Linked DNA regions of Homo sapiens: region 2 is linked to region 1. A link is a loop called in an ENCODE intact Hi-C map of the cell type or tissue named here. Cell type or tissue: heart left ventricle. All regions are shown on one strand. Links, peaks and the distances in the headings refer to the core of each region. The heading gives the core; the rest is flanking DNA.

What was found. Hi-C counts contacts between places; a loop is a spot of excess contacts. Peaks named below come from ENCODE experiments on the same cell type or tissue, not always from the same donor. Only the 100,000 strongest peaks of a DNase experiment are listed, where the experiment ranks them.
Region 2: a loop joins it to region 1, with 3 times the contacts of the local background. A loop is called at or near these places in 7 of 110 quality-filtered maps.

What each region holds. Positions count from the first base shown.
Region 1 is chr7:112,570,722-112,573,637 of GRCh38, forward strand. No RefSeq gene overlaps it. Among named protein-coding and RNA genes, the nearest start is that of LINC03076, 46 kb to the right of the region's middle. In heart left ventricle, for the core only: a CTCF peak has its summit at 1,621; no DNase peak of the experiment used is centred there; H3K27ac peaks cover 917 bases.
Region 2 is chr7:112,897,279-112,900,194 of GRCh38, forward strand. All of the region lies in intron 2 of SAMTOR (S-adenosylmethionine sensor upstream of mTORC1), which reads right to left. Among named protein-coding and RNA genes, the nearest start is that of SAMTOR, 41 kb to the right of the region's middle. RefSeq lists enhancers at 1,342-1,441, 1,622-1,671. In heart left ventricle, for the core only: a CTCF peak has its summit at 1,604 (motif pointing left); no DNase peak of the experiment used is centred there.

The DNA of each region.
Region 1 (2,916 bases), core at 288-2,787:
AATTTTAACACAGAAATCTTTCTTCTGGGCCCTCAACAACATCCTTACCATATAAAGGCACAAACTGCTCAGATATTTTGTATTTGTATTTTCACATATTTCTCAACTCTATTTTGTGTACACTCATCATGGAGTTACTTATTTTGGGAATTGAGTATCCTATGAAATTCATTATCAAGTTTATTATAGAAATATTTTATCTTTGCTGGTTTTTTTTAGAATTACAAAAGTTAAAAAATTTTTTTCCATATGTTTTGCTTACACAATAAGGATATTTGTGTTATGTCTACATAAAAAAGAAACGAGTTGTTAAAAAGAGGGAAAATAGTCATTATGGTGGTTGATTTATCTATATGCCACTAAACAATTGGTTTGGCAGACTTCTCTTAATTGATTCAATTATCATTATAAAATATGGTCTTAATATCTACTTGATAATTAATTTCCGACTCAAAACCCCACCTTCCCTGCCTTTAGAAATCTGCTAATAGAAATGAAGTTTCAAAAATAAGTATCAGTGAAATTGAAGAATCTGGAGTCCAGATGAAGGAAATAGAGCCAGTTCATGTAATGAAGTTCTAATTCATTCAGCTTTAAGACTATACAAAATTTGGGTTCCTCAATTCTTTTTTTTTTTTTTTTTTTTTTTTGAGACACAGTTTCACTCTCGTTGCCCAGGTTGGGGTGCAGTGGTGTGATCTCAGCTCACTGCAACCTCCACCTCCCGTGTTCAAGTGATTCTCCTGCCTCAGCCTCCCAAGTAGCTGGGATTACAGGCATGCACCAACATACCTGGCTAATTTTGTATTTTTAGTAGAGATGGGGTTTCACCATGTTGGCCATGCTGGTCTTGAACTCCTGACCTCAGATGATCCATCTGCCTTGGCCTCCCAAGTGCTGGCATTACAGGCATAAGCCACCATGCCCACCCTTGAATTCTTAAGAATATGATTTAGACTTGGATCTGGTAGTAAATACCCATATTTACATTTATCATCTATAATTATTATTCCATTAGAGCAGGCGAGATCTGCATTTTAATCATGATGGATAAAGAATGAGAAGTGAGATAACATCTGAATACATTTAGTGAACTGTAGTTTCTATCTAACTTTTAGTAACAATTGTTATTGTCTTAACTACCTCTGAAAGTCAGGCTAACTCTCCAATGCTAATGTAAGAAGCATGCAGTCTGTGGCAGGCTGTATCAGTTAGGATCCAGACAGGAAATAAATGGCCCACTTAAACCGAGTAACAGAAAGAGTTCAATGAAAGGACCATTTACAAAGATGTAGGCAGGGTAGGCAAGGTCAAAAGGAACTTGTAAGGAATGATAAAGCTAGCAACGGAAGGGAGTCATTACCTCCTAGATCTGAGGCCGCAAGAGAAGGAAGTAGAACTGATATATACATATATGAGAGATGGAAGACACACACACACACAGGCAGAGAGAGAGAGAGGCTATAGCAGAATTGATCTGATGGGGGTTGTGGCCTTTGGTAGAAGAAAAGAGCCAAACAATAGCCAGAGAAAAAGATACCCTAGTCTCGCCTCCTCTTCTTCACTTGGATCTACTAGTGCCTCCCATTGGCTGAACTCAGCTGTAAGCCAGAGGGCAGCACTGCTCATGATGCAATTAATCAACAAACCAGTCCCTAGGCACAGAGCAGAGAAGAGCAGGGTGGAGAATAAATTTGTTCTGGAAGAGCAAGTGAAATACATCCAGTGTCCAGGCTAAGACTGATATCTATATCATCCCTCAATTCACCAGGGGTTAATTAACTTTTATTGGTCCAGATATTGACATCACTCCTTCCCTTGAATGCCACCTGTTACTTCCTTATTGACAAATCAAATACTTCTGTCACTTTCAAACTTTCCTTTCTTTTTATTGTATATCTTGGATGATCTCTTCCATTTCTTTTTCCCACACCAAATTATTAATTTCTAGAACTATAGCTCAGACCTTCAGTCCAGAAAAGCTCCACCTTGAACTGGATGAGCTTGGCTTGTTAAATTTGGAGTAAGCCACCTAACAGGAAGTTGAGGTTCTATCTGATGCTGCCCCACAAAAGAATATGTAAAACTTACAAGAGATTGTTGCCCTGGGTGAACATTGAACCATGACTTCTAAAGTCTATAAATATTGTGAGTTGGAAGCCTGACAATATTGGCAACATGCCAAGGTACATAGTAGCTATCTTTATGGATCACTAGCTGCTGTACCAGTCTCACCTGAAAGTGATCAGATAAATGCGTTCTTTCATGTTATATGGGAAAAGAGAGAAAACAAAGAGTCATATATTTTTCTGAATTTACACAGGAACTGCTGTATCAAGCTGTTAGAAAATCTTGATGTCCTTAAAACACACCTTGTCACAGTATCCAGCCTTATTATTTTTGTCTTGATATGGTCAGAGCCCTTTGAATAACAGCCCTGAGAAAGTTTACCAACACACTTTACCACAGTGAGATTACCTTTAAGGGGACATAATTTGGCCCCTGCTTTCCTCTCTGATTTCATCTTTTACTATTCTCCCCAACACCTTTGTGCACATTTGCACACACAGACATACACACCCACAGACAGATACACTCCTCTCCACCATACTAAGCTTCTTTCTTAACTCTAGGTTCTGCACGAGCTGTTTCCACTGCCAGAAACACTTCCTCCTCCTAGTATTTTTCTCAACCTGCCACTTATTATATTGTATCACATTTGCTTATTAATGACTCTAGGTTTTGAATGCCATGAGAGCGGGGGCTATTTTTACTTCTTTGTCATTGAATCCTCAGGACTTTGTCTGGTGCCTGGCACATAATAGCTTCTCGTTAACTGTTGAATTCATTAGTGAATGAAGGAAATAGCAACAGGAAAAGTTTTATTCACCAGTGTTTATCCTAAGGTTAGCTCTG
Region 2 (2,916 bases), core at 102-2,601, 330 kb after region 1:
TACACTAGATGGGTGCATTTTATTGTATATAAATTATACCTCAGTAAAGCTGATAAAAATGTAGACTTTATCAACTTGAAATTAATACTAAAAAGCTTGCTTATGTTTCTATCAGGTAGAACCATATAAAACTGGTGATATTCAAAAGTTCTTGAGCTACAAAAATTGCAATTTTATGTGGTCTAACCTAACAGCTACTAAGGCAGTAAAATACTTAAAGGGCTAAAATTCTAGGTTCTCATAGAATAATGACAATCATCTAAATTCCAATATCCCCATATACCCTCAAAAAACATACAGATCAATAAAGAGAGCAAATAAAAGCACTTACCATTTATACCTATGGCATAACAAGGAAATAAAAAATAACACTTCATTTTACTTGTTATTGAAAAAATAAAAATCTGAAACCGAGTTGGCTTTGGAGGCCACTCAAAGTACAGAGTCAGATGACGACTGCATAAAAGAGAGAAATGTATGAAAAGGTGGCCAAACAGAATCTTCCAGCAATCACCCCCTAGACCTGCAAGAATATCAAATTGAGTAACTATCCATGCAAAAAAGCACCTTCATAAGAACTAAGTCAGTTAAGAGATCACAGTTCCTACAAGAAAAGATGCATTGAAGATGATAGGAACTCCATAGACAGTCTTGAACTGTCTATACCATCCTCTCCCAAGCCCCGGCAGTACACCCCAGAGAGATAATCTTTGTGCTTTGCAGAGGGAGTGTGAAATAACTACGGGACTTTGCACTGGAACTCCATGTTGCCCTGTCACAGTGGAACACAGCACTGGGCAGAAATCTACTGGTGCCCACAGGGGGCATTTAGACCATCCTTGAACAGACAGAAAGAAGTCTGCTGCCCTAGTGGGAGGAATCTTAGTCCTAGTCTGCTTTGCTACTGGCTGAATAAAGTGGCCCTGGGCTCCCAATAAATGTCAGTGGCAGCCAGACCATGGCAACTGTAGTCTTTGGGTGAGCCCCAGTGCTGTGCTGGTCTCAGCAGAGGCTGTGAGCCCAGGGTACTACAACCAAGTGTGACACCAGCTGTGGTGGCCATGGGAATGCCTCCATCACCCCTCCCCTCATTCTAGGCAGTACAGTGTAGAGACTTCTTCCACTTGGGGCAAGGAGAGGAAGAGTATAGGAGACTTTGCCTTGCAACCCAGGTACCAGCCCAGCCACAGTAAAACAAAGCACCAGGCAGAATCCTAAAGCCCCTGATTCCAGGCTGTTGTTCCCACATGGCACTTCTAGACCCACCCTGGGACAGAAGGGAATCCTCTGCCCTGGGGGGATGGACCCCAAGTCCCTGCAGGATTCATTACCTGCTGACTAAAGTGGCCTTGGACCTTCAGTAAACATCAATGACAGTTCAAATATGACCCAGCATGAGGCCAGCTGTGGTGGCCACAAGAGTGTCTGTGTCACTTCTTCCCCAACTCTGGTCAGACCAGCATAAACAGACACTCATTCCACCTGGGGGAAGAAGAGGGATTTTGCCTGGGAACCCAGCAACTTCTCCCTTATCTTCAAGTCCATTAGGGCTGGGAATTCAGCAATCTGCAGAAGTTGCAGTGTACCTGGGCTTAGAGTGCCCTCTAGTGCTGAAATGGTTACAGTGACCACAGGCTTAGGTAATACTTTAGATAAACTCTGAATGCTTAGAAGGCCCTCTGAAAAAGGATGGATACTAACAAGTCCAGATTACAAAGACTGGAATAAATATCTAACTCTTCTATGCCCAGACACTGAAAAACATCCACAAGCATCAAGAACAGTCAGGAAAATGTGACCTCACCAAACAGACTAAATGAGGCACCAGTGACCAATCCTGGAGTAGTACAGATATATGACTTCTCAGGGAATTCCAAATAGCTTTTTGAGGAATCTCAATGAACTTCAAAAAAACAGAGAAGGAATTCATAAATCTTTCAGGGAAATTTAACAAAGAGATTAAAATAATTTAAAGAATCCAACAAAAATCCTGGAGCTGAAATATTCAATTAATGAACAAAAATATGTATTACTATCTAAACAGAATTGATCAAGCAGAAGAAAGAATTAGCTTAAAGACAGGCTATTTCAAAATACAGAATCAGGGGAGAAAAAGAAAAAAGGAGTGAAAAAGAAAGAAGAATGCTTACAAGTCTGGAAAATAGCCTCAAAAGGGCAAATCTAAGAGTTATTGGCCTTAAAGAGGAAGTACAGAGACTGGGGTAGAACGTTTATTCAAAGGAATAATAACAGTTTTCCAAACCTAGAGAAAGATACAAATATGCAGTTATAAGATCAAAGAACACCAAGCAGCTTCACCCCAAATAAGACTACCTTCAAGGCATAAAATCAAACTCTTATAGGTTAAGGACAAAGAAAGAATCCTAAAAGCAGTAAGAGAAAAGAAACAGGTAACAAATGAAGGAACTCCAATACATCTGGCAGCACACTTCTCAGTGGAAACCTTACAGGCCAAGAGGGAATGAGATGACATATTCAATGTGCTGAAGGAAAAAAAAAAAAAAAGGAAACAACTTTCAACTGAGAATACTGTACCCCGCAAAGCTATTCTTCAAACACAAAGGAGAAATATGTAGATAAACAAAGATGAAGGACTTCACACCAGACCTACCTTACCAGAAATGCTAAAGAGAATTTTTCAACTTGAAAGAAAAGGATGCTAACACACAATAAGAAATCATCTGAAAGTATAATATAAAACTCACTGGTAAAGGTACATACATAGTTAAATTCAGAATACTCTAAAACTGTAATTGTAGTGCATAAACTATTCATATATTCAGAGGAAAAAACCCAATGGGATAAATTTATTATATCTGTACATATATATATATATAAACAGATATCTAAGAAGAGATTTGTAATAAGGAATTGGCTTATGTGATTATGCAGACT